Regions from separate parts of the Homo sapiens genome. Here all the other regions are linked to region 1. Evidence: read pairs that join two places in POLR2A ChIA-PET (ENCODE). Cell type or tissue: HepG2. All regions are shown on one strand. Links, peaks and the distances in the headings refer to the core of each region. The heading gives the core; the rest is flanking DNA. Region 1 holds the start of LINC02708 (long intergenic non-protein coding RNA 2708). Region 2 overlaps MRPL23-AS1 (MRPL23 antisense RNA 1). Region 3 holds the start of CTSD (cathepsin D).

Region 1 (9,811 bases), core at 3,394-7,393:
CCCCAAATCCCACCTGAGAGCAGCCCATCAGGCAGGCCCCATATATTGGATGCCTCTAAGTATCAGCCTTGATGTCCCTCTAATTCCAGCCCTGGTGTCTTCTCCCTGGGACACCCTGCTGCTCCCTCTAGCTGTGCCCTCCACGGTGACTCCAGACATGCGGATTCAGCCTCTTCGCTCCAGGACCAAACTCCTCAGCAGCTCCCACTACTCCCAGCATGCCATCCAGCTCCTCAGCCCAGCAGCAAAGACAGGCACAGAATGGCTCCCGAACCCATCGCTCCGGTCCGGAGAAGGAGCCCTCCACCCTCCACGCTCCATTCGCTGTCCCCTTGCGGGCCCCTGTGAGGAACCCCAGCCAGAGGCACCAATGGCCGCCACTGACTTTCACCCTGTCCTGAATCACAGGACCAAGGAGGCTGCCCCGACAAGGGTCGCTTCCAGACTCACTCCCTGTCAGCCACTGCCACATGCCTGCCGTGGGCAGCATTGGAGGACAGGGGGTACTCTGTCAGTCAGCCTAACAGGCTGGTCCGTCCTTCCTTCCTTCCTTCCTTCTTCCCTCCCTCACTTCCTTCCTTCTTCCCTCCCTGCCTCCCTCCCTTCCTTCTCTGCTCCCTCCCTCCCTCCTCCCTCCCCCTCCTTCCCTGCCTCCCTCCTCCCTCCTTCTCTGCCTCCTTCCTCCCCCTTCCCTTCCTTCCTTCCTTCTCTGCTCCCCCCCTCCCTCTTTCCCTCCCTCCCTCTTTCCCTCCCTTCCTCCTCCCTCCTCCTCCCTCCCTCCCTTCCTTCCTTCTTTCTTTCCTTCCTTCCTTCCTGCTTCTCTCCCTTCCTCCCTCCCTCACTTCCTTCCTTCCTTCTTCCCTCCCTGCCTCCCTCCCTTCCTTCTCTGCTCCCTCCCTCCCCCCTTCCCTGCCTCCCTCTTCCCTCCTTCTTTGCCTCCTCCCTCCCCCTTCCCTTCCTTCCTTCCTTCTCTGCTACCTCCCTCCCTCCTCCCTCCCCCCTCCCTTCCTTCCTTCCTCTCTGGTCAAATGCGGGTACATGAGAGTTCCCACCATCCCCATGGTAAGTGCACAGTTCCGTGGCATTGGGAACCTGCACGTGGCTGTGCCACTGTCGCCACCATGCAGCTCCAGCACCTTTTCATCGCGCGAAACTGGAGCTCCGTCCTGACTAATCACTCACTCCCATCGGCCTCTGTCACTGGCCCTGCTGACTACCATTCTGCCATCTTCCTCTTGAATCTGACTCCTCTGGGGGCCTTCCATCTGTGGGGTCACAGCATTGGTCCTATTGTGACTGGCTGGCTTCACTCGGCACGAGGCTGTGAAGGTTGGTGGCGTTGCTGCAGGCGTCAGAGCACACTCCTTTTCCAGGCTCCGTAAGACCCCGATGTGTTTGTCTACCCCATTTCAGATCCCCTCACCTGCTGGGTTGTTTCCACCTTTGGGCTATTGTGACTGCACGGCTGTGAGCATGGGTGTCTGAGTCCATTCTGTGTAGCCATAAAAGAACCTCTGTGATGGGGTAATTCATCAAGCTCACAGTTCTGCTGGCTGAGAAGTTCAATGGCATGGCCCTGGCTTCTGCTGGAGGAGGTCAAAGGGGAAGCAGACACGGGAAGAGAGATAAAGCTCAGGGATGTCTTGGCTTCAGAACAAGCCCCACTCATGGGAACAAATCCATTCCCATGGGAACTCACCCTGTATCACAAGAGGAGAATCACTCCCAGCACCACGGACTCCCCAGGGAGTCACTCCCACGACCCACACGTCTCCCTCCCCTCAGGCCCCACCTCCCTACGCTGCCACACTGGGGGTCCCGTTTCAACAAGAGTTTTGCTGGGAACAGATGCACTGACTACATCCAGGTCGTGGTAAGGGCTGTGCAAGTATTTGAGTCCCTGCTTTGATTTCTTTTGGGGATAGACCTAGGAATGGAATGGCGGCTTCGCAGGGTAATTTTGTGTTTACCTGTTTCTGGAAGGAGCACACTGAGCTGGCCAGAGCAGGCTTGTGTTTTCCTCTGTGCTCCTTCCTGCTTCCCAGGATGCAGATGAGATGGCAGGTGCCCCAGCAGCCCTCGCCAACCATAAGGCATGGATTCCTCACCTTCGGCTCGGGGAGCACAGAGACTGAGGGCCGTGGACTCGGGGTGAGATGGTGGCACCTCCATCACAGACCCACAGTCTCTGTGTCCAGCCCTTCCGGAAAGATGACAGAAATGAAAAGTCTGCCTTATGGAAGACAAGGTTATTCAGAATTTTCGGTTCTGTATGGTCTCCTTAGAAACATTAGCAGACTTTAAAAAATGAAAATAGCCCATGTTCATTGTGAAAAAGTGAGCCATGGCCTCCGGGGCACCGGAGCCACAGAGCCACCACGCTTTGCTTTTGTTTCTCACTCCCCTACTCTCCCCACATAGGCACCGACGCTTTCCCTGACAGCATCATCATCACCCAACTAGGGCAGCTGACCCGCGTCTTCCTCACGACGTGGAATGGTTTGAGTCAAGGGTTTTCATGGCCATGAGCCACGTGGAGGCTGTGCCTTTTGTTTCCTGTGAGAAATCTTCAACCAGCGCCACTCTCAGCCTCCCCTCTGCCAGCGCTTCTGTGGCTGCACCTGCATTCGTGGGCTGTGGCTGCGAAGCACAGGAATAATTGATGGCTCTGGGGCACTTTGCTGGGCTGCTTCCAGAAAAGTTGACCCCTCCCTGCAAACCAGCACTGCCCAGCATTCTTGTCCCGCCAAGCCTGACTGTGAGCTGTTGTGACGTTGCCACTTTGCTCGGAAAGGACCCCTTACCTTTTATTTCCCTTGCATTTCTTTCAATTCTACCATTGACCATTTCTCATACGTGTGGTCATCATTGTATTTCGCCCCCATTTTGTGAGGTTTAGTGTATTCTTAAAGTTTCCTGGGTTTTGATGAGAGCATATTCTGTCATTATATTTAACAGGTGTTTTCCCCAGCTTGGATGTGTTTGGCCATTAGCTTCTTTTCTGCTATTTTACACTAGTCTGTTATTCTTCACTACAAAAGGACTCTGCCGAGGGTCCCCATGCTCCCCATGCTTCGGGGTGTGAGGTAGCAGGGGAAGGCAGGTGTCCTTCCTTCTTTGAAGTGCGGGTTGGGGCAGGACAGCAGACCCTGGGGTCACTGCTGAGGAGGGGAAGGATGGGATTAGGACTGTTCTCTTCCTGGCCTCATGAGCTCCCCCAGCTCCTTCTGGTGGTTGGAGAAGAAACCTCCTGATTGTCACGGAGAGTGAGTTTGTCCGTGGAGCTTTTCCTGCACGGCTCACATAGAACGGGCTGTGAGGTCCCTCCACTGAGCAGCACGTGCCAGGCCGGGTGCCCACGACTGTTGGGAAAACCCAGGCCTGTATTCCAGGAAGCAAAGGTCTTTAGATGAAGGTTTTAAGAATGAAAATTAACCCACAGAATGGTGAGGTCAGTTGGAGCCTGGATTCCATGGGGTAAGACAGCCACAGCCAGGTGGGCATCCTGCTCCTTCCCTTTCCCCTGTCCCTGCCCACCGGCCATGCCCTAGAGTAGGGGCACACTCGGACCCCAGCCCAGCGCCCACCCATGCTGCCTGCAGGCCTGCGAGGTCCCACAACCCCTTGGCATGCAGCGACAGCCCGGGGCCAGGTGTGGGTGAGGCTTGGGATTTCCTGGCACAGCTGACTTCATGTTGTGGCCTGGCAGCCTCGGGTGGTGTCGGCAGATGCAGGAAGCCACGGGCGCAGCTCCCTGCCTGTCCCGGCCGTGGGTGCTAATGCAGAGTGGGTTCTGTGGCTGGTCACACAGGCAGCCGGGTGGGTGCAGGTCATCCCGGGGATGGCCTTGCACTGTCTGATCCCCGGGGAGGGGAGGGTCTTTTCGCTGACCACGCTGTTTGCTGCGTGCTTTTTGTTTGCCAAGGGCTGCAATGTTTGTCGTCTGCCGCAGTGTTTGCTGCCGGGTGAAGAATCGCTGGCCCTGTGTTGTCACCTGGGCCCACCGTGACAAGGTCCCCACCTCTGTTGTGGGACTCGGGGGCAAAGTTCCCTGCTGTTCACGCTGCAAGTGACAAGGGCCTTGGTCTCTGAACCAGGAGCCTCTGAGTCCTGCCCCACAGGGCTGAGCCCTGGCTGGGAGCAATGTTCTTTGGGGGAGACAGCAGCTTCCTCACTTCCATGTACAGCCAGATGCCACGGGATGTGGGGAGTGCGACAGGGCCGTGGGGAGTGTGACAAGGCCTTGGGGAGTGTGACAGGGCTGTGGGGAGTGTGACAGGGCCTTGGGGAGTTTGACAGGGCCGTGGGGAGTGTGACAGAGCCGTGGGGAGTGGGACAAGGCCGTGGGGAGTGGGACAGGGCCGTGGGGAATGGGACAGGGCCGTGGGGAGTGTGACAGGGCCATGGGGAGTTTGACAGGGCCGTGGGGAGTGGGACAGGGCTGTGGGGAGTGCGACAGGTCTGTGGCGAGTGTGACAGGGCTGTGGGGAGTGCGACAGGGCTGTGGGGAGTTTTGAAAGGGCCATGGGGAGTTTTGACAGGGCTGTGCGGAGTGTGACAGGGCTGTGCGGAGTGTGACAGGGATGTGGGGAGTGCGACAGGGCTGTGGGGAGTGTGACAGGGCTGTGGGGAGTGTGACAGGGCTGTGGGAAGTGCGACAGGTCTGTGGCGAGTGTGACAGAGCTGTGGGGAGTGCAACAGGTCTGTGGCGAGTGTGACAGAGCTGTGGGGAGTTTTGACACGTCTGTGGGGAGTGCAACAGGGCTGTGGGGAGTGTGACAGGGCTGTGGGGAGTGCGACAGGGCTGTGGGGAATGTGACGGGGCTGTGTGGGAGCAGGTGGTCCTGTGGGGCATCCCGGGGTCTGTGCTCAGGCTGTGGGAGGTGGGGCTGGCAGGGGATCCTGGAGAAACACCTTTGGGGGCTCAGGTTTGGTGGAGCTCCCACTTCCACAGTGGCTCTGAGTGGGGCCTGAGCAGGTTTTCCTGGCAGTGGCTGAGGGTGGGTGGGCCTGGTAGGTACTGGGCTGCTCAGAAGCCAGCCAGCTCCATGTTGCCCACCTCAGCCTCCCAGGCTTCTCAGGGCCCAGCTGTGCTCTGTCCCTGGGGCCCTTCCCTCCCCGGACACTGCTCACCCCTGGCAAGGGCTCTGCCCTGGGACACACCCTGCTAGACCCTCAGATCTGATCCCAGCCCTTCCCATGTGACTCCCTGGGTGCTCCCAGATGACTGGGATGTGGGGAAGGATCAAAGAGCACTTTGGTTGTCTCTGTAACTCTTCTAGTGATTAGATAAGGGCTGGATTTAAGGATTACTTCTGCAATGCAAATAGATGAAAGGAACAAGCTAAATAACAAACTCTTCCCATTCCCAGAACAAAGTCAGCTCTGGCCTGGTTCCACGTGCCCTGTCCAGCACGTCCCCCAAGCGCAGGCATGGGCCCCCGGACCAGCCGCGGACCCCTCCTCGCGCTTTGCAACGCCTCACAGCTGGCCCCGCACCCCTGGGGCAGGACCACTCCCTCTTCTTATTCTTCTCTGTGTCACCTTCCCAGACTCTGCACATAGTCGGCGCTACATAAATGGTGGCTGCAAAAAGGAGACGAGCAGCAGAGCAATGCCCCAGGGAACAAGAGGGGCGCTGTTGCCAAGGCCAGGGCCAGGGTATCTGCCCTGAGGCCTGAGCCCCACACGACCCAGGGCTCCAGAGCCCCATGGCCCATCTCACTGCTGGGGCTGAACCCCCAGGGCCCCTGCAGCCACTGCCTCAGGAGGTCAGGTTGGGGTGTGGAGTAGGAGGGACGGGTGTTTCCAGGGAATCCCTGTGTAGGTGGGATCCAGAGGGCTTGAAACCCTCAAGCTACCAGCCAGCTCCACGCCTAGGACAGGCCTTATTAGAGTTCAGGATCTGCCAGCTCCCAGGGGCAGCCTCAATGTCCGGGGTGGATGGGGGTTTCTGTGGGTTCACTTCTGCCCCCAGCTGGGATGCCTGGAAGGAGAGCTCAGGGACAGTGTGGCCAGACCCTGACCCAGACAGAAGATTCTGTCTGAGAGACCGGGGACCTTCACAGAGGGACAGAGGCCCAGGAAGCAGCGGCTGCTGCTGTAAGCCTACGGCGAGAGCCATGGTCACAGAAGACCCACTTGTTGCCAGGCGTTTTGCCTTCACAATGGCAAAGTCTCCCAGTGGCCCAGGAGAAAAGGGAATGCTCATTCCATTCTGCCTGCCAGAAAACAGAGGCTGAGGCCCAGAGGCTCAGGCAACCTCCCCAGGTTCACCTCATTTGGAAACAGCCCCTTCCCATCCCCGGTTGCTGCCGCAATCTTCTAAGGGGACTTCCTCAGAGGTCATTAAATGCATTGAAAACTGGTTCTGGTCCTCGACCCTAAGCTGCTGGAGGAGGGGGTGTGGGAGCAGATTCGGGGTGCACCTGTGTGTTCAGGTGAAGGCGGAGGGAAATTAGTCATGGAGCTAAGCTGAACCACCTGCTGGGCCCCAGGCAGGCAAGGCCCTGTGGGCAGGTGGGAAGCCAGAGGCCGCCTCTCACCCCGGGGAGGGGCAGGGGCTGGAGTGACGGTGCAGGGTGAGATTTTGGCCAGGCACAACTCCATCCATCCCTGCATCCCCAGGAAGCCACAGACACCCAGGTTCTGAGAGCCCGGCTCTCGAATGTCCCTCCTCCCCCGACCTCCTTCGGTGCCCCTGGCCATGCCAGCCCTGAGCATGAAGCCTTCAACTTTCCCACGCACCCACTTCCACTCTCCAGGGCTGAGGAGCAGGAAGGAGATGGCTTGGAGGGGTGAGCCCCTGTCCTGTTCTCAGAGGGTCACAGCTACTCACTACCTGCTACGAAGACAGGGAAGGGTGGGAGCCGTTCTAAACCAGCATCAGTGCATGCCACAAAATAGAAGCCGTGCATTACAAACTAGAAACGAGGGCTTGGTTGCAGGCACCTTCCCTAGAGACCCTGGCTGAGCAGAGGCTGGGGTCTGGCTGCGCTGCTCTGACGGTGTGCACGGGCGGGCTAGGCACTCGCCCTGAGTCCCAGAAAGAGGAGCCCACAGATACAAAACTTAAAGGATGTGTTATTTTATTTTTTAATTTAATTTTTGTTTTTTCAAAAGCATCAAAGTCATTGTGATTGGAAGGAATGCGCAAGTTGGTCTGGGGTGCTGTCCCTGGGCGCCGAACCAGCCGGGGACATGGCCCCTGGAGAGCTGCCGACCCCGGGGCTAGGGGAGTGGTCTTGCGAGGAGCCTTTGCTTCCCACTCGCCGGCCGCCCCGCGGGGCCCTCCTGCCACCAGGTGGCGCTTCTCGGCCAGCCCGGGCCGCAGGACCTGCAGTCTCGTTTCCCCAGGAATGGCGACGGCCCTGTTATTCCCATCACAATTTTACAGGTCAGAAAAGGAGACTCGGAGTGCATATATAGCAACTTGGAGAAAGTCGCAAGGGACGAAGGACCCTTCCCCGGACACAGGAACCTTCTGGGGGATGGGGACAGGGACTCAGGTGCAGAGAAAACCAGAGCTGCTACCGTGGGGACAGAAAGGGAGTCTACCCAGAGACAGCAGAGGCAGGAGCTGCCCCCCCTCTTTGCCCCCAGTGGCCCCGAGCGAGGGGTTGCCACCACCTAGAGCCTGGGGACCAGGGGCCAGTGCCTGGGGACGGAGGCCGTGGTCGAGACAGGCGAGGGATGTGGCGGAGACAGGGAGGCCCAGGTCGGCTGGCACAGGGCAAGGAGCAGGCGAGCCGACCCCAGGGCCTTGCCCTTGTCACGCCCCCTGCCATGTTCCTGCTGGCCCCCTTCCTGTTCTGTGAGGTCAACACGCAGGAGAAAGGGGCAGAAGGGAAGGTCTCCCCACACCGAGGGCTCTGCCCGCTTGGGCCAGGGGTTGGGGGGTGGTCATGGCACCAGGGCTGCTCTGAGCTACAGCCCCGAGGGGGGGCCGGGCGATGCCTCCTCCTCCGTGCCAGCCTGTGCCGGGGCCCCTAGGAACCCCCAAGTCCCTGCCTGTGACCTCTGCAGAGCCCAGCAGGCGCCTCCCCGCCCTCGGCCACAGGCTCGGAGCTCACGGCCCCCAGGGGGCGCTCAAGGACTGCTCATCTGCGCTTCTGCCGCGGGCAGCTCTGACCCCTCCCGCTGCGCTCCTCCAGCCGCATCCCTGCAGCCTTGGGCCCTACTGGCCCGGGGGAGGAGGCACTGCGCTTTGGGGAGGAAGAGAGACTAAAGGGGAGACCGAGAACCCCGGGTCAGGAAGCGGAGAGCTAAAACGACAACCGTGGGTCAGCGGAGGCCGGCAACTTCATTTCATGACCTCTGGCCTCCAAAGCAGCTCTGCAAAGTGGTCAATGCTCCTCTCGTTGTGTAGATGAAGATACTGAGGGCCAGGGAGGCTGTGGACTGCCTGATGTCACACGACTGGTGGGGCGGCGGGCGGGTCTGTCCCCAGGCGATTGTCCTCGAGGCACACGGCGGGGCAGAGCTTGGAAGCGGCCGAGGTGGGGGTCCCTGGGTGTGGATGTAGTGACCCCGGAGCCACGTGGAGCCACCTTCAGACCCAGAGCTGAAGCAGGAGGGTGACCGGTAGAGCAAGGCCGTGCACACCCCCGTTGCAGAATTGAAAACGCGCCTCAAAATAAAACCCCGTGTTTCACAAGAATGCACTAATTCCCGAAGATATCCGGGCGCACGGGATGCAGTGGGGATTGGAGATGCAGGGGCCATGCAAGTGAGAAGGACCCTGCTCAGCGTGAGGCTCTGATGGTCTTGAATTCCTTTGCCATGCTCGGACAAGGGGCCTGCGCTGTCACGTTGCTTTGGACCCTGAAAATTCGGGAGCCCGTCCTGAGCCCACGCTGCCATAGTTGCCAGGTATCCAGCATATGCACAAAACACCTCCACGCCGGTGCTCTGCCCTGCCCTGCTCTGGAGACCCACATCCAAGGACAGGTCTCTCCTATGGCAGCCCTGCTCCCTGCCCTTCTTCCCCACCTGCTCAGTCCTGCAAAGCCTTCGGCCAAGACTGACACCTGGGGGTTCTGTCTCCCACACTCTAGGGGCCTCCTCCACATGTCGGTGACCTCTGACCACTGTTTCAGACCCACAGCTCCTGGGTGCACTCAGCATTGGGTCCCTATGGTATCAGAGTGTTCCAGGCCTGGGGCACTGCACTCACTGCAGACCTGGCCTGAGATTCAGCAGCTGGGCACCCTATGAGATCTAGTTTCTGAATGGCGTCGTCACCTGACTGGGCATACAAGCCACAGGCCCCGTGGTCTGTGGGCGGCCATTGTCCTGTGTGTGGGGTGGGGCACTGGGACCCTCCCACAGCTTTGGCTTTCTCAGAGTTTCTATCCCTGTGTCCTCCTCTGTCAGCAAAGCCCAAAGGTGGGGGGCTCCTGAGCTGCCACCTCCTTTGTTTCTCCAACTCTGCCGGTTCATTGGACTATGCCCTTGGTGCCTCACAGTGTGCTGACTGACAGCATCTCTAAGCCCTAAACCACTGAGCCTGGAGTCATCCAGCTCCAGGGAAATGACTCTGCAGGGTCACGATTCCTGGGTCTGCACTCAGGCCCCCTCTTTCCAACCAAGACAGCAGGATCCCAGGTATCCTGAGACCTGTCCTGATCCTGAATCCTGTCCTGATCCTGAGTCCTGTCTTGATCTTGGGTCCTGACCTGATCCTGCCCTGAGTCCTGTCCTGATCCTGGGTCCTACCCTGATCCTGTGTCCTGCCCTGATCCTGAGACCTGCCCTGATCCTGGGTCCTGTCCTGATCCTGATTCCTGCCCTGATCCTGTGGTCCTGCCCT
Region 2 (6,905 bases), core at 1-4,000, 290 kb after region 1:
GGGCAATGTGGGTGCAGCTGCTCCATTGGGTAGGGCTGCTGGGCCCCCGGGGGCAAATCGTGAGTTGGATTTCAACCAGGAAAGCAGGTCTTGATGGGGCAGGCAGAGGGGGTGTGGAGTGGCCCCACGGATATCGTTGCCTCGACCCTTGGCTCCTGGCGTTTGCTCAGCTAACTTTGCAGACGAGACGCTGTGTGCAGAGAGACACAGGCGATAAGGATGGGGTCGTTGGCTTCAGGGCACCCCCCAACCCGTGGCCTTCACTGGCCTCATCCCTGTGCCCCCACCGGCCCAGGCTCTGCTCCCTCCATGCCATTGTTTCACTCCTTCTGGAACCTTCTGTGCCTGTGCAATGTGGCCATGCCCTTGTTTTTCCACCATTTAAGAGCTTTCTACACCCACCGAGGAGAGGGGCAGGCATGGCTGTGTGGTGGCCCCCTGGGGCTCCCGCAGCCGCCTCGACCCCTCAGCCTCCTCTGTGGGGTGTAGAAGAGTTCTCTGCACAGGTCCTCAGCTCGGGCAGCCCTGGAAGTGCTGGGCCTTCAGGCACAGGGGAGGGTGGCTCAGGGGCCAGCAGCAGACGTTGGTGCCTGCCCCTGCAGCGGGGTGCCCCATGCTGAGACAGTGCGCAAGAGGGACACTCCGGGCCTCGGTCCGCCCTCCGTGTGGCAAATGAGGTGCTCGGCGGGGCTTCTTAACTCTTCAACCTGGCCTTCCCACGGGTCCCTCTGGACAAGGGATGGCGGGGCGCAGGGGAAGCTGATTCCCAGCCCCACCCCAGCCCGTAGCAGAGTGGTCGTAAGCGTGGGAAATGCCAGCTCCATGCCTCTGCTCCACTATGTTTAACTCAACACAAGGAGCTTCCTGGGCCTTCAATGTCCCAGGACCCACGGCCTTTAGTGATTTGTGGTCTGGGAGACAGGAAGCCGGAGCTCTGGGGCCGAGCTGCAGCCCCTCTCCCTCTGCAGCGCATCCTTGCTCTGAGGGTGGCAGAGGCAGGTCTAGGCCTTGGGGACCTGGGGCCGGGGCCCCCAAGGGGAAGGGAAGGGACCCGTGGGGAGCCCAGGGTGAAGAGTTAAGAAGCCCCGCCAAGCACCTCATTTGCCACATGGAGGGTGGACCGAGGCCCGGAGTGTCCCCCGTGTGTGCTGTCTCAGCATGGGGCACCCCGCTGCAGGGGCAGGCACCAACGTCTGCCGTTGGCCCCTGAGCCGCCCTCCCCTGTGCCTGAAGGGGCGGAGCACCTGCGCAGAGAATTCTTCTGATATCCCGCCCATGGGGAGTTGGTGATGGGACCCCCAGGAGAGGGACTGCGGGGGTGTCCCTGCGCCTTCGGGTGGTCAATGCTGGTGAAGTTCGGCACCCAACTGTGAGCAAAGGAGAGGCCCTTTCCAGGAAGCCCCAGGGGCACTCCAGGGTCGGGAAGGGGCCACAGGGGTCTGGCGAAAGCATGAGGCAAGATTTGGAAACGAGGCTCCAGGGCAGGGTCAGGGCCAGGGTCAGGGGCAGCCCTAGGATGGCTCTGCTGCCACCCAATCAGAGTCTCCTGCCCAGCTCCTGGGCTGTGGGCGGGGGTCGCACAAAGGACCATGGGCAGCCAGGTAGGAACAAGGGTCACCAGGCACTTGGCAGGGGACCGGCCTCTGGGAAATCATCCAGGCCAGGGGCCATGGAGCCGGCTTTCCCCAAGCCCCAGGGACCCAGCCTCTGCCGGGAGGGTCTGGGGGATCAGGGGGCTGAGGACCCTCCACACAGGCTGTGTGGGGCAGGGGCTCGGGCTGGCCCTGCTGAGCTTGGGTGGCTGGAGTCCTCGAGGAGGGCTCCCTGGAGGCAGGGGCGCGGAGAGAGCTGGGGCGGGCCAAGGCAGCCAGCAGCCCACGGCAGGCGGGGGGCCTGACCCGAGCAGCGGCGTTAGGGCTGGCCTGGGGCGCAGCGTGCGCACGGGAGCGCGTGTCTGCTGGACTCCAGCGAGGTGCTGTAGCCAGCTAGCCAAGACAAGCTGTCCCTGCGGGTGTCTGACCGGCGGGGCCCAGGCTGGGGGGGTGGTGGCGGCACCCCACTGGGGACACAGTGAGGCCCGGAACAGAGCCCAGAGCCTGGCTGCCGCGCTCCAACCACAATGGCCGGTGCCTCCCCAGGCTGTACCTCTGGGCCCTGCTCCCACCAGGGCCCTGCCCCCACCAGGGGCTGTGCAGGGTCTGGGAAGGGCACAGCTGTTTGCCTCCCCACATTCCAGACACAGGGTCAAGCAGTGTGGGAGGCTGTTTTTCTTTACAAATGTCATCTGAAAACAAACACTTACTGGCTCTGCCCGGCTGCCCCGACCCCTTGGAGAGTGGGGGCAGGGACCAGGCCTGGCTACCCCCGTCCAGGTGGCTGGGGACTCTTCCAGGCCAGAGTGGCCTTTGACCCTCCTTCGCTGCCCCTGCCACACCAACCAGGCCAGTGTCTTCCCTAGCCAGAAGGCTCTGGCCCCACCCCATTTGCCACCTAGAACTGGGGAAGGACGCACCTGGCCCGGCCAGCGGCCCATGAAGCCGTCTTTCTCCCACGGGCCGTCCCTGGCTCGACCCTGTGCCCAGGGCAGGGTCAGGCCCAGTGGGTCTCTCTGTGGAGGGAGGGGCTGCCTGGGGTATCTGGGGGTGGTGAGGGGGTGTCCCAGCCCCAGCCCTTCCCCAGGCCTCATGTGGGCACCACCCCTCGTTTACGGGCTCTGGGAGCGGGTGGGGCCCCTCCTCCTCCTGAGCTGTAAGGTTTTTCTTCCAGTGGGGTTTGCACAAGGGTCCACGCCCACAGCCTCAGCCCGGAACCTGAAGGCTCTGAGGCTTCCTAGGGGGTTCTGCGGCCTTGCACTGTGGGTCCTCCCAGCTCGGCAGCCCTCTGCTGAGGCAATGTCCTCTTGGAGCAAAAAACAGCCTCCGCACCATTCCTCCCAGGGTGCATCTGAGCCCAGGCCCCAGGACACTATCCCCGGGGGTCCAAGGCGGGTGGGGACCGCCCTCCCGACGAAGCTTCTTTGCGCCCTGCTCACTCTCCTCAGCCCCCAGGTGCACTGGGGGATCCTGCAGGAAGCCTGCGGGCGGGGACTGGGGGGTGTGTTTGGGGCAGCGGTGTCTAGACCCTGGCCTGCCTGAGGGCCGGGAGCTTGGACTTCAGGCCTCAGGAGTCAGGAGAGGGCCACCACGCTCCCTTCCCCTCGCCACAGTGGTCCCAGGCGGGAGGGAGCGGACACGGGCTTTGCGGCACAACCTGGTCCTTGTTCTCTGGCTGGGCTAGGGTCACCTGGAGCTGGTGCCCGTGATATCCGCCTGACGCGGAAGTGGGCACCGTTTTCTGGATGCTCCCTTACTTTCTCAGCGCTGTGTGGAGGGGGAATGCCCCGTGCTTCTCACCCTGTCTTCGCCTGTCCCCACCCCAAGCTCCACTGGGCGGGGAGGAGAGGGGCACCTCCATAGGACTCAGCTATCCCCCCAACTCCCACAGGAACCTCAGGCCCAGAGTCCCCAGGAGGGAGCAGCCGGCAACACGGTTTCCGCTGTGGAGACGGGGCGTCCTGGCTTGAGTTCACTCCTCTCCAGGTGGAGCTGCCGCCGTGAGACCAAGGCCAGGCCCCCCTCGGGCCCCAGGGCTCCGAGGCACTTCCTTGGGTTGGTGTGCTGGATGGAAGTAGGGCTGTATTTCCTAAGACCTGCGGGGCAGACCTGGCCTCTGGAGGTGAGAATTTGCTGGGCCTGTTATGGGTGAAAGAGGAAAACCAGCCTGTGGGGGGCATCTCACAGTCCCCTCTGTCCCTCAGGTAGGATGCGTGGGGCGTGGTGGAGCCACGGGGTAGGGGAACGGGGACCCCCTCAGGTGTGTGGGGGCTGGGAGGTGGGTGCAAGGCCCCCCGTCTCACCGAGAAGGGACTTGGAGAGTGAGATGGTGTCTGAGTTAGGATGGCAGGCTCAGCTGACCTCGTCCCAGAGGCACTCAGCAAGGGCCAGGGACGGCATCCCCGCCGGGCACATGGCAGTTCATCCTCAGAGACACTGTGTATGGGAGGGAGGAGAAGCCCACACCTCTCTGAGGCAAACTTCAGGACGGCCAGGGGCCCCTGAGCACCCCGCCCACCTTTCTCCCGGCGCCCATGTGGGGCGATGCTCTCTGCCCTCCTTTGAGCTCTGCAGTATCCTGGGACGTTGGGCCCTCTGTCCTGCTTGCTCTGTCTGTGCTGGGGAGTGGGCAGGAGTGGACAGAGATCCGCCCTTCTCCAAGAGTCCCAGCCGTGGGAGGCTTCACCTTCCAGAAGGTTCCTCCTGTTTCTCTGTGCCTACTACGAGGCTCATCCTCACACCTGAGGACTGTCTCCTTGCTGGTAGGCTCACCGCGTGGAGGAAAGGGGGCCTCTGGTCACCTTCCCCACAAGCACAGACACGCAGTGTCACAGGGCAGTTGAGACTGTGTTACTGAGCCCAGCGGACAACCTGGGAACACATCCTGGTGTATCACCTTACTGGCTGCAGGAGCTCAGGGACAGCCGTAATCACTCTGTGCCTCAGTTTCCTCGTCTGTAGAACGGGACCAGTTTGCATGAGGCTCCCGGGCAGAGCCTGGAACCCGTGAACCCAAGAGCAGTCGTCATCAGGCCAACGTGCACTCGAGCAGAGATGTCTCCCCAAGTCCAGCTTGCTTCATATCCCCTGCAGTTCTGGTGGTGGGAACCCAGAAGTCAGAACACATCTACCTCCTGGCAGCTGGAGGCCACAGCGCCCCGAGTTTGGGACATGCCCCTCTCTGCATGTCCGTGCCAATTCCTCAAGGCTATCGGCCAGCCCCTCCCACTCAAGGCACCCCATGGAGCCTCCTGGGAGATCTTCAGACCCAGGGCAGGTGGGGGCTGGATCTGCCCTTCCTTCGGTGCCCCAGGTCTGTTATGGGCACGGGCTGTGAGCTGGTGCCAAGGACAGAGGCATCAGGCCAGGCCAAACTGCTGCACACAGCTGGCCACGGGGCCGTTGATCGCAGACAGTCAGGCTTCAGGCTGTCTGACACGGGCCGTCTGCTCCTCCTTGGACAGTTGCAGCACTCAAATGTTAAAACAATTTTTTAAAATAAATTTTTCTACTTTTTTTTTTTTTTGAGACAGGGTGTCACTCTCTTGCCCAGGCTGGAGTGCAGTGGTATGATCATGGCTTGCTGCAGCCTCAACCTCCTGGGCTCACGTGATCCTCTCACCTCAGTCTCCCACATAGCTGGGAATACAGGTGCGCGCCGCCGCACCTGGCTGATATTTGGTAGAGATGGGGTCTCACTATGTTGCCCAGGCTGGTCTCCAACTCCTGGACTCAAGCAATCTGCCCACCTTGGCCTTCTAAAATACTGAGATTACAGGTGTGAGCCACCACACCTGGCCCCAAATAAAACAATTTAAAAAGGAAAAAAGTGTGTGTGTGGCAGGAAGAGGAGGGTGAGGCCCGGAAGGAACTGAAGGAAACAAACTCAAGGAGAACAGCTGGTCCCCACGCCAGCGTCGACGCTCCAAGTCCTTCACCTCGGAGCCGAGCAGGGGCTGGGGGCACGGGGAGCTTGTGGCCTTTCTGGTGAAGTGACTCTTTTCTGGAACTTTCCAAACACCCTCCCCGCCCCCCGCCATGCCCCCCACCGCCTTTCCTTCCTTCTTTCTCACCCGCTTCCTTATTCCTTACTGTTCATCACAGACAAAGTTCCTGGGTAGGAGTGCGGGCAACTGCCGTTTGGGATCCATGGGGGCCTCCCGCCATTGGGCAGCCCCTCTCCCTGGCTTGTGGGGAGGCTCAGGTGAGCCCAGGTCTCCCTCTCCCACCGCATGGGAGTGCAGGATCCACAGGCTGATGGCTGTTTGCCAAAGGATGGGGACATTGGGGCACAGCACGGGGACACTTACTCAGCAGACAGCACCCTGACTGGCAAGATTGAAGAGCTCCCCTTCCTTGCTAAGACTCCCATGAAACACACAGGGGGCTGCTCAGGGGGTGCAGGCGGCAGGAGCGGGGACAGCTCAGAGGTGGGTGTGGCACAGGGTTCATGGCATAAGAGGGGTGGCCTCGGGAGCCAGGGCGGGGGCAGCCTGGAGCCAGCAGCCCTGAGGCCATGCACATCCACAGCATGCTGGCGGTGACAGCCCCGACCCGTGGCAGGGGAGCAGGCTCTGGGCTTGTCTGACCCGTGAGCACCCAGTGGCCTGGTGGCCTCAGCCCTCGTTGCCAGCCTCTTTCTAAGGTCAAGCCTGTGCTCTCCAGCCAGAGAAGGCATGCTGGGCTGGGCTGGGCTGGGGTGGGCAGGGCTGAGCTGGGCAGGGCAGGGCAGGGCTGGGCTGGGCAGGGCTGGGCAGGGCAGGGCAGGGCTGAGCTGGGTAGGGCAGGGATGAGCTGGGCTGGGCAGGGCTGGGAAGGTCAGGGCTGGGAAGGGCAGGGCAGGGCAGGGCAGGGCTGGGCTGGGCTGGGCTGGGCAGGGCAGGACAGGGCTGGGCTGGGTAGGGCAGGGATGAGCTGGGCTGGGCAGGGCTGGGAAGGGCAGGGCTGGGCTGGACTGGGCTGGACTGGGCAGGGCTGGGCAGGGCCGGGTGGAGTGGGCGATGGTGTCCATCCCGCTTAGTGGCTTCCTCTCACAGGAAGTCTGACCACCCTTCAATGCTGGGGGTCTAGGCTGGGCAGGTGGACGTGGGGGTCCATTTCTAGGCTCTAGACCCAAGGCCTTCCTGCTGCTCAGAGGTTCCTAGGCTCAGCAGAGAGGGCGGGGACAGAAGGTCCGAAATTCCATGTCCTTGGGATCCCATCTGCCCGTCCTTCCCGCCCAGCCCAGCCCAGTCTGTCTGCTCCCCAGCCTCCCACGCCCCCCATTGGCGTGCATGAGTGACATGCGTGTCCCGCACACCCTCGGTCCTGTTG
Region 3 (9,811 bases), core at 2,369-6,368, 71 kb after region 1:
AGCAGGGTCCAGACAGGAGGGCTCTGAGGAGCCCCCAGTACAGACTGGACTCCAGCCCAGCAGGGAACTGTTAGGAGCAGCTTCAGCTGGAGGAAGGGGCCCTCTTCCCGGGTCCCTGGGCCTGCAGGGGGGCTCTGCTGCCCTCCTGGCCCGCTCCAGAGCTGGGGGCTGTGTCACCATCCCGTAACTCCTGAACCCCTTGTGGCCTGGTCCACCCCCAGCAGACAGCTCCGAGGTGAGAACTCACTGAGGCCCAGGCAGGGTGACAAGGGCCAGCTCACCCTCTCCTAGGGCAGGGAGTTGCTCTGCACAGGGCCCTGAGGATGGTGGATGCAGGCGGGGCCCCCAACAGCCACTGCTGCTCCCCCTCCCTTGCCCTCCCAGGCTCCTGCCGGTGACTCTCCGCCAGCAGCCCCCACAGCGGGTTCCTGGTACATCCTCCCAACCCCAAGCCTCCCCAAGCCCTCGGCCTGCTGCAGGGACCCTGTGCAGCCCCAGGTCCAGCCCTCAACACCTGCTGGCACCTCAAACCCAATGTGCCAAAAAGAGCCCGATCGATCTGCCCTGTCCTCCCTCCCACTCATTGTGGCCTGACTCCGGGGACCCCTGCCCCTGTACCCCCTGGGTTTGAGGCTGTCCCTCCAGCCTGCACACAACCAGGCCCATTCCCAGACCCCTCCTCACCCTGCTGACTGCCCCGGCCACCTGAGGGCTGGGGTTGGGCTGGGATCACCGAGCCCTCCCTTTCAACCACATACCCACGGTGGGTGAACCCCACACCCTGGCACCCTCGAGTCCTGGGAAAGGCCCCAGAGGGACTCACCGACACAGTGTCCTGGCTCAGGTACCCGGAGAGGCTGCCCGAGCCATAGTGGATGTCAAACGAGGTACCATTCTTCACGTAGGTGCTGGACTTGTCGCTGTTGTACTTGTGGTGGATCCCTGCCCCGGGCGACAAGGGGGCCCGCCGGTCATCCCGCAGCCCACGCCACGGCCTTAGCCCTCCCATCCCCCTACAATCTACCATGGAGCCCGCACCCCCCAAGCTGCCTCCCCAGGGTGGGATTTGGAGGGGATCTGAGGCCCACCATCATGCCAGAGCCCCGGGACTGTGGGCTGTGACCCCGGGCCTCCCTCCCAGCCACAGCCGGCTCCCTCTGTGGCCACCCCAGCCCCAGCCCTGCTGAGAGCAAGACCACAGCTGGTGGTTCACCCAGAAAGTCAGTGGCTGGAGCAGGGTGGAGGGCTGGCCTGGCTCACGGGGCCAAGAGGCAGGAGAATTGCGTTGCCCAAGTGATTCCTGAGGCAGCCCTGCAGCGACATCCCGGAAGGGCAGGACCTGGGCGACGGGGCCAGGGTTCGTGACTCACAGCAAGCGATGTCCAGCAGTTTGCAGTGGATGGAGGGGACCCACAGGTTGGAGGAGCCCGTGTCGAAGACGACTGTGAAGCACTGGGGGGGCGTCCCGATGCCAATCTCCCCGTAGTACTGGGCCTGGCAGGGGACAGGGTCCGTCAGGGATGGGAGAGGGGGCCCCATCTCCCCACTGGGCCTCAGAAGGCCCGGCTGTCCCCAGAGCCAAGGCCCATACTGGAGGGAGGGGCATCACGGGGCCCACAGCTGCCAACAGCCACCCACTCCCACCTGCTCAGCCTGCAGGGAAGATGGGCCAGGTCCCCAGCCCTCGGTCCTAATGCCCACGGGTACTTGGGGTCTCTAGACCCCTGGCTTCTGTCACCTACCCCTGCTCAATACATGGTGAGGCTGAGGACTTCCCCACGGAAAAGACAAGGCCAGAGGTCAAGCCAGGGTGGGGACAGACGTGGCCCTCAGCCTGAGCCCCGGGTGCAGGAAAGCCCGGCCTGGAAGACTCCCCTGGTGGCCCGCAGTCCAAGGTCTGAGAAAGGAAGTGACTTCCTCCCCAGGTTGGGGCCATGTCAAGGTCTGATTCTGGGTGTCTCAGTGCCTGCCCTGCCCTCCAGGGTGAACCCCAGGCTTGGAGGGCTTCCAGGCAGAGGGGTTCAGCTGGTCAAGGGGAGAAGGTAAGCCTTACAATCACTGCCTGCCCAGCAACCCTGCCTTAATGGCCCAGGGCCTCAGTTTCCCCGTGTGTACACAGGGATAGCAGGCGCAGGTGGGGGTGCTGACTCAGGGATCAGGCAAGTACAAGGGGTCCCATGCCGCCGAGCCTCTCAGGAGGCAGAGAGTAAGAGGGTCCTGGAGTTTGGGGTCGCCTGGGCGCCCGCTTCCCCCAGGATTGGAGCCTGGGCCACCGTCAGCCACCAGATTCCTGGCACCAGCCCAGCCCAATGTTTCTCCAACCGCCTGGCTTCACGGAGCAGCAGCAGCTGCTGACTCATGGCCCCACAGAAGTGACCACTGGCAGGGGGACACTCAGCAAATTTCCATGTGTGTGTGTGCATGTGTGCGCATGCGTGCATCTGCTTGCTCGCGCGCTAGGACAATCAGGAACTGGCCAGTCGGGACCAGGCACACGGCGCCTGGTTCCCCCCAGGGCCCCCCTGGCCCAGTCACATGCCTGTGAGTCTTGGGCTTCCTGTCACAGCCAGGACTCGGGCCAAGCAGGACAGAGGGCAAGGCTCCCCCACAGTGGGCCAGAGCCCCGAGGCTGGACAGTAGGCCCTGGCCTCGAACTGACCCCATAGAGCTGGGACCAGGCTGACCAAGCCCCAGCTTGCTAGGTGGCTTCCAGAGTGCTCCACCTTGGATCCTGCTTCCCCCTGAAGGAGTAGTGGGCACAGGAGGGGCTGTTGCGAGAGGAAGAAGATGGGGAGGGGCTGGGGAGGCCACGAGTCACCACAGGCCTCCCAGCAGGACAGCAGTGAAAGGCTCCAGGTCAGCCGGCCACACTCAGGCAGGCCCAAGGACCGCCCCCTCAGGCGAGCTGGCACCAAGGCCCGAGGCCACTCCCAATCACCCTCCCAGGCCCTAGCAGGACCAAGACCCTGCAATGACAGGGGCCAGTGGCAGGAGGTTCCAGAATGGGGAAGAAAGGAGTGTGGCTGAGCCGGGACGCCACCGTGGCCAGGTGAGCCACTCAAACTGCGCTGCTGAGAACAGGAGGTGGGAATGTTCCCCATACTGCCACGGAGCTCTCCTGACAGTGGCTCCGCTTGCAGCAGGGCTAAGACCTCATACTCACGTCCATGTAGTTCTTGAGCACCTCGGGAATGGGCCCCTCGGTCACGGCTGGCACCGCCTGGGAGTACTTTGAGACGGGGCCTTTGGCAATCAGGTCCTCCACAGAGCCCCCAACCTCCGACATGGTCCGGCGGATGGACGTGAACTTGTGCAGCGGGATCCTGTCAACCACGGGTCGGGGCATATCAGGGAGGCCCTCCCGCCTGCCGGCCGACGCTGCCAATGCTGCACATCCACCTGGAGGCCCCTGGGGAATCTCAGAGTCGCCACAGCCAAAACCAAACTCCTGCCTGTCACCTGGAAACTGCTGGCCCAGCTCCCCCAAGTCAGTGAATGGCAACCCATTGCCCCCCGCCAGGTTGCACAGGCCACAGTCCTAAGAAGTGGTCACCCGCCACCCACCTCAGCCCCACACACCCAACCTGGGGGCCAGTGTGCCCAACCCTCCTCTCCTCAGCCATTCTGGAGGCTCCAAAGCCCCCAAGGGTCTCCCGTCCTCCCTCTGCACCTGCGCTGGTCTCTTCCAGGATGGTGGCCAGCATGGCTGCTCAGGGTGCTGGCGGGTACCTGTCACTCCTGCCCAAAGTGCTCTGAGGCAGCCCACTGTACCCAGCCCCCATCACACCTGCTCTCCACCCCCAGACACCTGCACGAAGGTGGCCCCACCTCCAGGCTGGCACTGGCAGCTCTGCCTGGCCTCCTCTGGCCATCAGATGGGCCCTCCACACCACCTCCAGAAGCCCTCCTTGACTACCTGTCCTCCTCCACATGGACCCTGTGGCTGCCCAGTGCCCTCATCCCACATCTGTTTCTGGGCATCCGCACCTCTCCTCACTCCATGCGGCTCCACGAGGTCCAGGACTGCACCTGGGGCCTTAGAGGCTTCTGTGCTGCCCCCCCCACCGCCCTGCCTCCTCCGACAGCTGCACTCAGGGTACCCCTCCAGAGTCCTGTCACCCAGCACACCGCCAGCCAGGGTGCAGGAGGGAGCTCCAGACTGAGATCGGGGTCCTGAGTTCTAAACCCAGGAAGCGAGTAAGAGAGAGAGGGGTCCCTGCTCCTCCCCCAGGGCCACTGGCCTTCCCCTTGGTGTGAACCCACTCCTTGTTCCAAGGAAGCTCCCCTGGGCTTTTAATCACTTAAATAAAACCTCTTCCCTGCCCCAGGGACTTGAGAGTACAAGGTCATAGCTGGCTTTTCCTGGCTTGTCAGGGGCGTGATCCCGGAAGATGAGATTATTGCCTAAGAGCTGGTGGGCTGGAAGAGCTCCAGGTTTTGTCCTGGGGGAGGGACACGCCCTCCAGGGACCAGGAAGCAGGTGTAATAGTATCAGTCGCACAAGAGCTGGAATCGGGTGAGGGCTTGGATTCAGCTACCCTTCCCTCCAAGAAGCCCCAGGATCGTTTCCCCTCTGCTGTGTCTGTCCTCCTTGGAGAGGGGAGGCCTGTGGATAGGCTGGCAAGGTCAAGGCAGGCTCAGGCTTGTGGCTACTCCCCCACAACGACTTTAATTGGGGCTACCCGCCCCCGGGCCATTCCCCACAGCCTTTGGTGAGGCTCAGTCCTACCCAGCTGGCCCAGCCAGCTCCAGCCCCTGCAGCCTTCTGACCTCACCCACCTGCCAAAAGGCAGTGGACCCATCGCAGATCCCAGGTCTCCCACAAAGGCCCAGAGCAAGGGTGGGGCAGGTGCCCAATGGGATGGGTCAGCATACCCCTCCTGGGAATGCGGGCTGCCTTGCAAGGGCTGGGGAGGGGGTCAAGAAAGCAGACTGCAGCATGGCCCTCCTCTGCCCAGCTGGTCAGGCATGGCCGGGCCCCATCCCATCCAGGCCCAATCGGTGGCCTCACCTGGCACAGGGGATCGGCCTGAGGAGCGTGTGGGCCTCACTACAGCACAACCCCAGGCCCGGGGTGGGTGAGCCGACCCACTCCCCATGCCTCCTCCTCTCTCAGGGACATGGGAACTCCTAGGGTCTCGAGGGGTCTCCCAGCCCAGGGCCTGTGATAAGAGCCGCTGGAGCAAACTTTTAAAGCCCCCAGTTCACAGGTGGTAAAGGGGTCCCTAAGGAAATGGACTCGCCCAGACTCGGGGGCTCTGAGGCCTGACCTAGGTCTCCAGCAACAAGGGCGCTCAGTACAGACCCCAATTCCACCTGCCCCGAATGAGCACTACCTCCCCCCGCCCCGCCCCGTCTCCAGGGAGGCTGCGGTCAGTCTGCAGTCCTCAAGGTACAACCCAGGGTGGCATATGGGGGAGAGGCATCTGGCGCCTCTGCCCCGGGTCCCCTGCACCTCCGGAGCCCGGCGCCCCGTAGGCGGGTGGTCCGTGCAGGAGGCCGCGCAGGGCGGCACAGGTGCATTCCAGCGCGGGGGGCGCAAGGGGCTCGTGGGGGCCACAGGGGAGCGCGAAAGTCACCACAGGCCCCGGGACCTCGGCGCCGCGACCCCTGCCCGTCCCTGAGCCCCGGCCCCTGAGGCTTCACCTGACGAGCGCGGAGGCGGGTGCAGCCAGCAGGCAGAGGGCGAGCGGCAGAAGGCTGGAGGGCTGCATGGCGGCGGCGGCCGGGTCGGAGAGGGTCGCCGAGGCCGTGCGCTTATAGCCGGGATGACGCCGCAGTTGGGCCGGATCAGCTGACCCGCGTGTTTGCACCCGGACCGGTCACGTGGGCGCGGCCGGCGTGCGCGGGGCGGGGCGGAGCGGGGCCTGGCCTGGGCGGGGCAACCTCGGCGCACGCGCACAGCGCCCGGGCGGGGGGCGGGGTGGTGGTGCGCCTGCCGCGCCTACAGTTCCCGCCGCTCGCGCCCGCGGGGTCAGCCCGGCCCAGCTTCTGGGGTCTGGAGGATTCCCGTTTCGGCCTGGCCTGGGGTCGTGGGGCGGCCCACCCTGGAGGGCCCCGCGGGGTGACCCCTGTCCCGGCCGCCGCGGCCGTCCCCGCGTCCAGGCCTGCGCGGGGCGCTGCGCCGTGGGCTCCTGCACCTGCTCCTCCCGGCGCCCCCTCGTCCCCCTCCGAGACGCTCCCAGACATCCTCTCTGGAAGCCTCTTGCAAACCAAGGTTAAATTCAAAGTCCCCAGCCCACCGAATGGACCCTCCGCTCCTCTACAGGGCTTCCAGAGAAACCTGGAAAACCAGCTCAGGCCCTGCCGCAAAGGGGGTCGGACCCGCTCCGCCCTCTCCCTCTGGGCGCTGTGCTTAGAGACTCAGGCCTCACCGATGGCTCTAGCCTCCAGATCCCAAATTCCAGCCTCACACTGGCACAGCCTCACGTGGCAGACAGCAGGCCCGAAGGCAGGCAAAGTATTCCACCCTAAAATACATTCCTTTCACATGTTTTGATATGGCACTGCACAGCTGTCTCTTGAGGGGGCGAAATTCGCGTTTTCTAGAGAAGCTCCTTCCCTTAGGAGGTCGGGCACCTTTTGTCCACTCACGTCAACTCTTTTTTTTTTTTTTTTTTTTTTGAGACAGAATCTCGCTCTGTGGCCCAGGCTGGAGTGCAGTGGCATGATCTCGGCTCACTGCAACCTCTACCTCCTGGGTTCAAGCGATTCTCCTGCCTCAGCCTCCTAAGTAGCTGGGATTACAGGCGCGTGCTACCACGCCTGGCTAATATGTATATATACACACACGTATGTATATATATATATACACACACACACATATATAGTGTATATATACACATATATATACGTATATATATACACTATATATGTATATACATATATGTATATGTGTATATATGTGTATATATACATGTATATGTGTATATATGTGTATATATATACATGTATATGTGTATATATATACATGTATATGTGTATATATATACATGTATATGTGTATATATATACATGTATATGTGTATATATATACATGTATATGTGTATATATATATACATGTATATGTGTATATATGTTTTGTATTTTTAGTAGAGATGGTGTTTCACCATGTTGGCCAGGCTGGTCTCGAACTCCTGACCTCAGGTGATCTGCCTGCCTCAGCCTTCCAAAGTGCTGGGATTACAGGCGTGAGTAATCCCACTTTAACTCTTTAGGCAAAACATAACTCTTTCAACCACTTGCCAATCAGGAAATCTTTGAATCCCCTATGACCTGGAAGCTGCCCCTGCCAACCCTGTTTCTAGGCTGAACCAATGTATATCTTACATATGTTGATTTATGGTTTTGGCCTGTAACATCTGTCTCTGTAAAATCCGTAAAACCAGGCCGGGCATGGTGACTGTTGCCTATAATCCCAGCATACTCGGAGGCCAAGGTGGGAGCATTGCTTGAGCTGAAGAGCTTGAGATCAGCCTGGGCAACATGGTGAGACCCTGTCTCTACAGAAAAGACCTGAAAATTTTAAAAAAAAGTATAAAGCCAAGCTGTTACCCAGCCACCTTGCTCACATATTCTCAGGACCTGCTGAGGTGGTTTCACAGGTCATAGTCCTCACATTTGCTCAGAATAAATATCTTCAAATATTTTATAGTGTTTGGCTTTTTTTCAACAACACTCCCTATACCCAGGGTACCCAGATGGACCTCATCCTTACTCTCCAAGTGTCCCCTGCCCAAGCGCCCACTCTCCACCTCCTCAGAGCAGCACCTCACTGGGCCCTGCCCTGGCCACCCTGGGCCCTCCTCCCTTAGCCCAGACTTGCCCATCTCCAATGTGGCACCATCCCTGGAACCCCATCTCCAACGTGGCACCGTCCCTGGAACCCCGTCTTCAACGTGGCACTGTCCCTGGAACCCCATCTCTAACGTGGCACCGTCCCTGGAACCCCGTCTTCAACGTGGCACTGTCCCTGGAGGCCTGTCTCCAACGTGGCACCGTCCCTCTAGGCCCCGACCTCAAAGGTGAGCAGTGTATCCAGGTCAGAAACTGGGTCTCCCGACACTGAGCCTGCAGAGGCCATGGTGACAGTTGCCCCAGGACTTCACCATTCTCGTGTGCCCTGGTCCTGCCTGGCATGGGGGACTGAATTAGGCCTGTTGGAGGGGAGGGCCCGGTCATTCCCCAGATGCTCTGGAGCACACAGCCAGGCGGGAGGTGCGGTCGCTGTAAGTAGGAAAGGGATATTGGGACAAATCATTTAAGGCAGGTCCAAGTCACACAGGAAATGGAGCCAGGGGATGTGCTCAACAGCGACCTCCGCAGGAAGGTCCCTCCAAGAAGGTGGCATCTGAGCTTGGACCCAAATGAAGGATGCTTCCCCATGCTCTCACCCAGGGTGCGTTTTCTCCTCCCAGCTCCCTGCGAGGTAGATGGGCCCAACCCCGCTTTACAGAGGCAGTGAGGTTCTGTGGTTCTCGGCGGGCGGGATTGGAATTCCCACCTTTTCTGTAACCAAATATATCAGGACCTTGGCCCTTGCGGAACCTCCCCGAAGCTGGATCTGCCTGATGGCCACAAATGAGTGGCTGCCCCCTCAGCCCCACCTTCCCGCCCATTTAGAGCCCTTCATCTGAGGGGGTTCTAAGCCTGAACACAGAAGCCCGAGCAGACAGACACCCTTGCCCTCAGAATCTGCCCAGCTGCTGGGGGTCCACACCTTGCCCTCAGAATCCGCCCAGCTGTTGGGGGCCCACGGCCAGCCTGGACCTGGCACCTGGGGTTATCACGTGCTTTCCAGTGGGCTGGGATCTTGGAGATGTCAGCCGACCCTGGGGGACTGGACTCCAGCAAGGGGTGAAAGATGGTCCCAGCTAGTGTCCCCTGAGCCACCCTGCTCGGTCCCCAGGTCCAGTGGTGGACGAAGCATTTGGTGTCCAGGATACTGAGATACGCACCTGTGAGGACGCATGCCCACAGAGCGTGGCCGACACTCCACCCAGAGGTCCCGGTGAGCCGGTGAGGCTGCGAGCCAGTGGGTAGTGCGGATGGCCAGTGGGGCCAGAAGCACAACGTGGCAGCGAGCTGTGGGGTGTGTGGGCCGGTGCTAGCCAGGCTAAGAGCCTTGGACCATCCCCTGAGACAACGGGGCACTGTTGAGCAAGGACCCTCTCGGGGCCCCAAGGGTGAAGAGGCCCCACCCCACCGCAGATACCATCTGTTATTCTGTTTATTACAGAGGGGGCATTCTGCCTGGGCCCGCTCAGCTTCCCAGCTCCTGGAGCAGAGCCCGGCACGTGGTAGGTGCCCAGTAATTATGTGTGGGATGAATGCCTGGGTGTTCAGGGTCCCCGAGGGACTGACCCACCAGGCAGGGTGGGACCCTGCTGGCATATTGGGTGAAGGTCAAGGGAGTGGCTTCTAATCCCCTTGCCTCTGGCTCACCCGGGCAGACCCTCTCAATCTGGGCCTCACCTCTGTCCCTGGAGAGTTGAGGTTGGGCTAACGGTCTCTGGAGCCCTTGCCTGCCCCTGCTAGGAGCTGAGGGTACAGAAGCGACCCCTGGCCTCCTTGTCTGGCTCAGATTCCCCAGACTCCTGCACCTGCCAGGCCGATTCAGGAGACCCTCTTCCCACCAGGGCTGCCTTCAGGGCTCCTGGGCCAGTGGGTGCTGCAGCGTGTCCAGGCCCCGCCTCTGGCAGAGTGCAGGGGACAGGGCCCTTTTTCACCTTTCACACCCTTCGGCTGACCGCATGCAGGGACATGGGCTCCATCTGTGGGGTGCTCGGCCCACCTGGGGAGAGGAGGCAG

Evidence for each region. Peaks named below come from ENCODE experiments on the same cell type or tissue, not always from the same donor. Only the 100,000 strongest peaks of a DNase experiment are listed, where the experiment ranks them.
Region 2: POLR2A ChIA-PET joins it to region 1 with 32 read pairs; 3 of 35 experiments call an interaction of 5 or more read pairs at or near these places.
Region 3: POLR2A ChIA-PET joins it to region 1 with 12 read pairs; 10 of 35 experiments call an interaction of 5 or more read pairs at or near these places.

What each region holds. Positions count from the first base shown.
Region 1 is chr11:1,686,082-1,695,892 of GRCh38, forward strand. It overlaps LINC02708 (long intergenic non-protein coding RNA 2708), which reads left to right and starts at 1,549. Exons shown (of 3, transcript NR_187232.1): 1 at 1,549-1,873; 2 at 1,984-2,248; 3 at 2,422-8,659. In HepG2, for the core only: CTCF peaks have their summits at 5,611 and 7,313 (motif pointing right); DNase peaks (open chromatin) are centred at 3,998, 5,260 and 7,340; H3K4me3 peaks cover 885 bases.
Region 2 is chr11:1,980,955-1,987,859 of GRCh38, forward strand. MRPL23-AS1 (MRPL23 antisense RNA 1) reads right to left here. Exons shown (of 4, transcript NR_024471.1): 2 at 4,489-4,687; 3 at 3,896-4,028; 4 at 2,255-3,731. It also overlaps a transcript of MRPL23 not described here. Among named protein-coding and RNA genes, the nearest start is that of MRPL23-AS1, 5.5 kb to the right of the region's middle. RefSeq lists enhancers at 917-1,686, 2,455-3,224, 5,936-6,905, 5,936-6,790, 6,785-6,905. In HepG2, for the core only: no CTCF peak of the experiment used is centred there; no DNase peak of the experiment used is centred there.
Region 3 is chr11:1,758,146-1,767,956 of GRCh38, forward strand. CTSD (cathepsin D) reads right to left here and starts at 5,782. Exons shown (of 9, transcript NM_001909.5): 1 at 5,647-5,782; 2 at 3,164-3,323; 3 at 1,371-1,494; 4 at 824-942. The coding sequence starts at 5,714. PRADX (PRC2 and DDX5 associated lncRNA) reads left to right here and starts at 2,203. Exons shown (of 2, transcript NR_182291.1): 1 at 2,203-3,049; 2 at 3,174-4,341. RefSeq lists silencers at 5,352-5,441, 5,692-6,161. In HepG2, for the core only: no CTCF peak of the experiment used is centred there; DNase peaks (open chromatin) are centred at 4,396 and 5,816; H3K4me3 peaks cover 2,320 bases.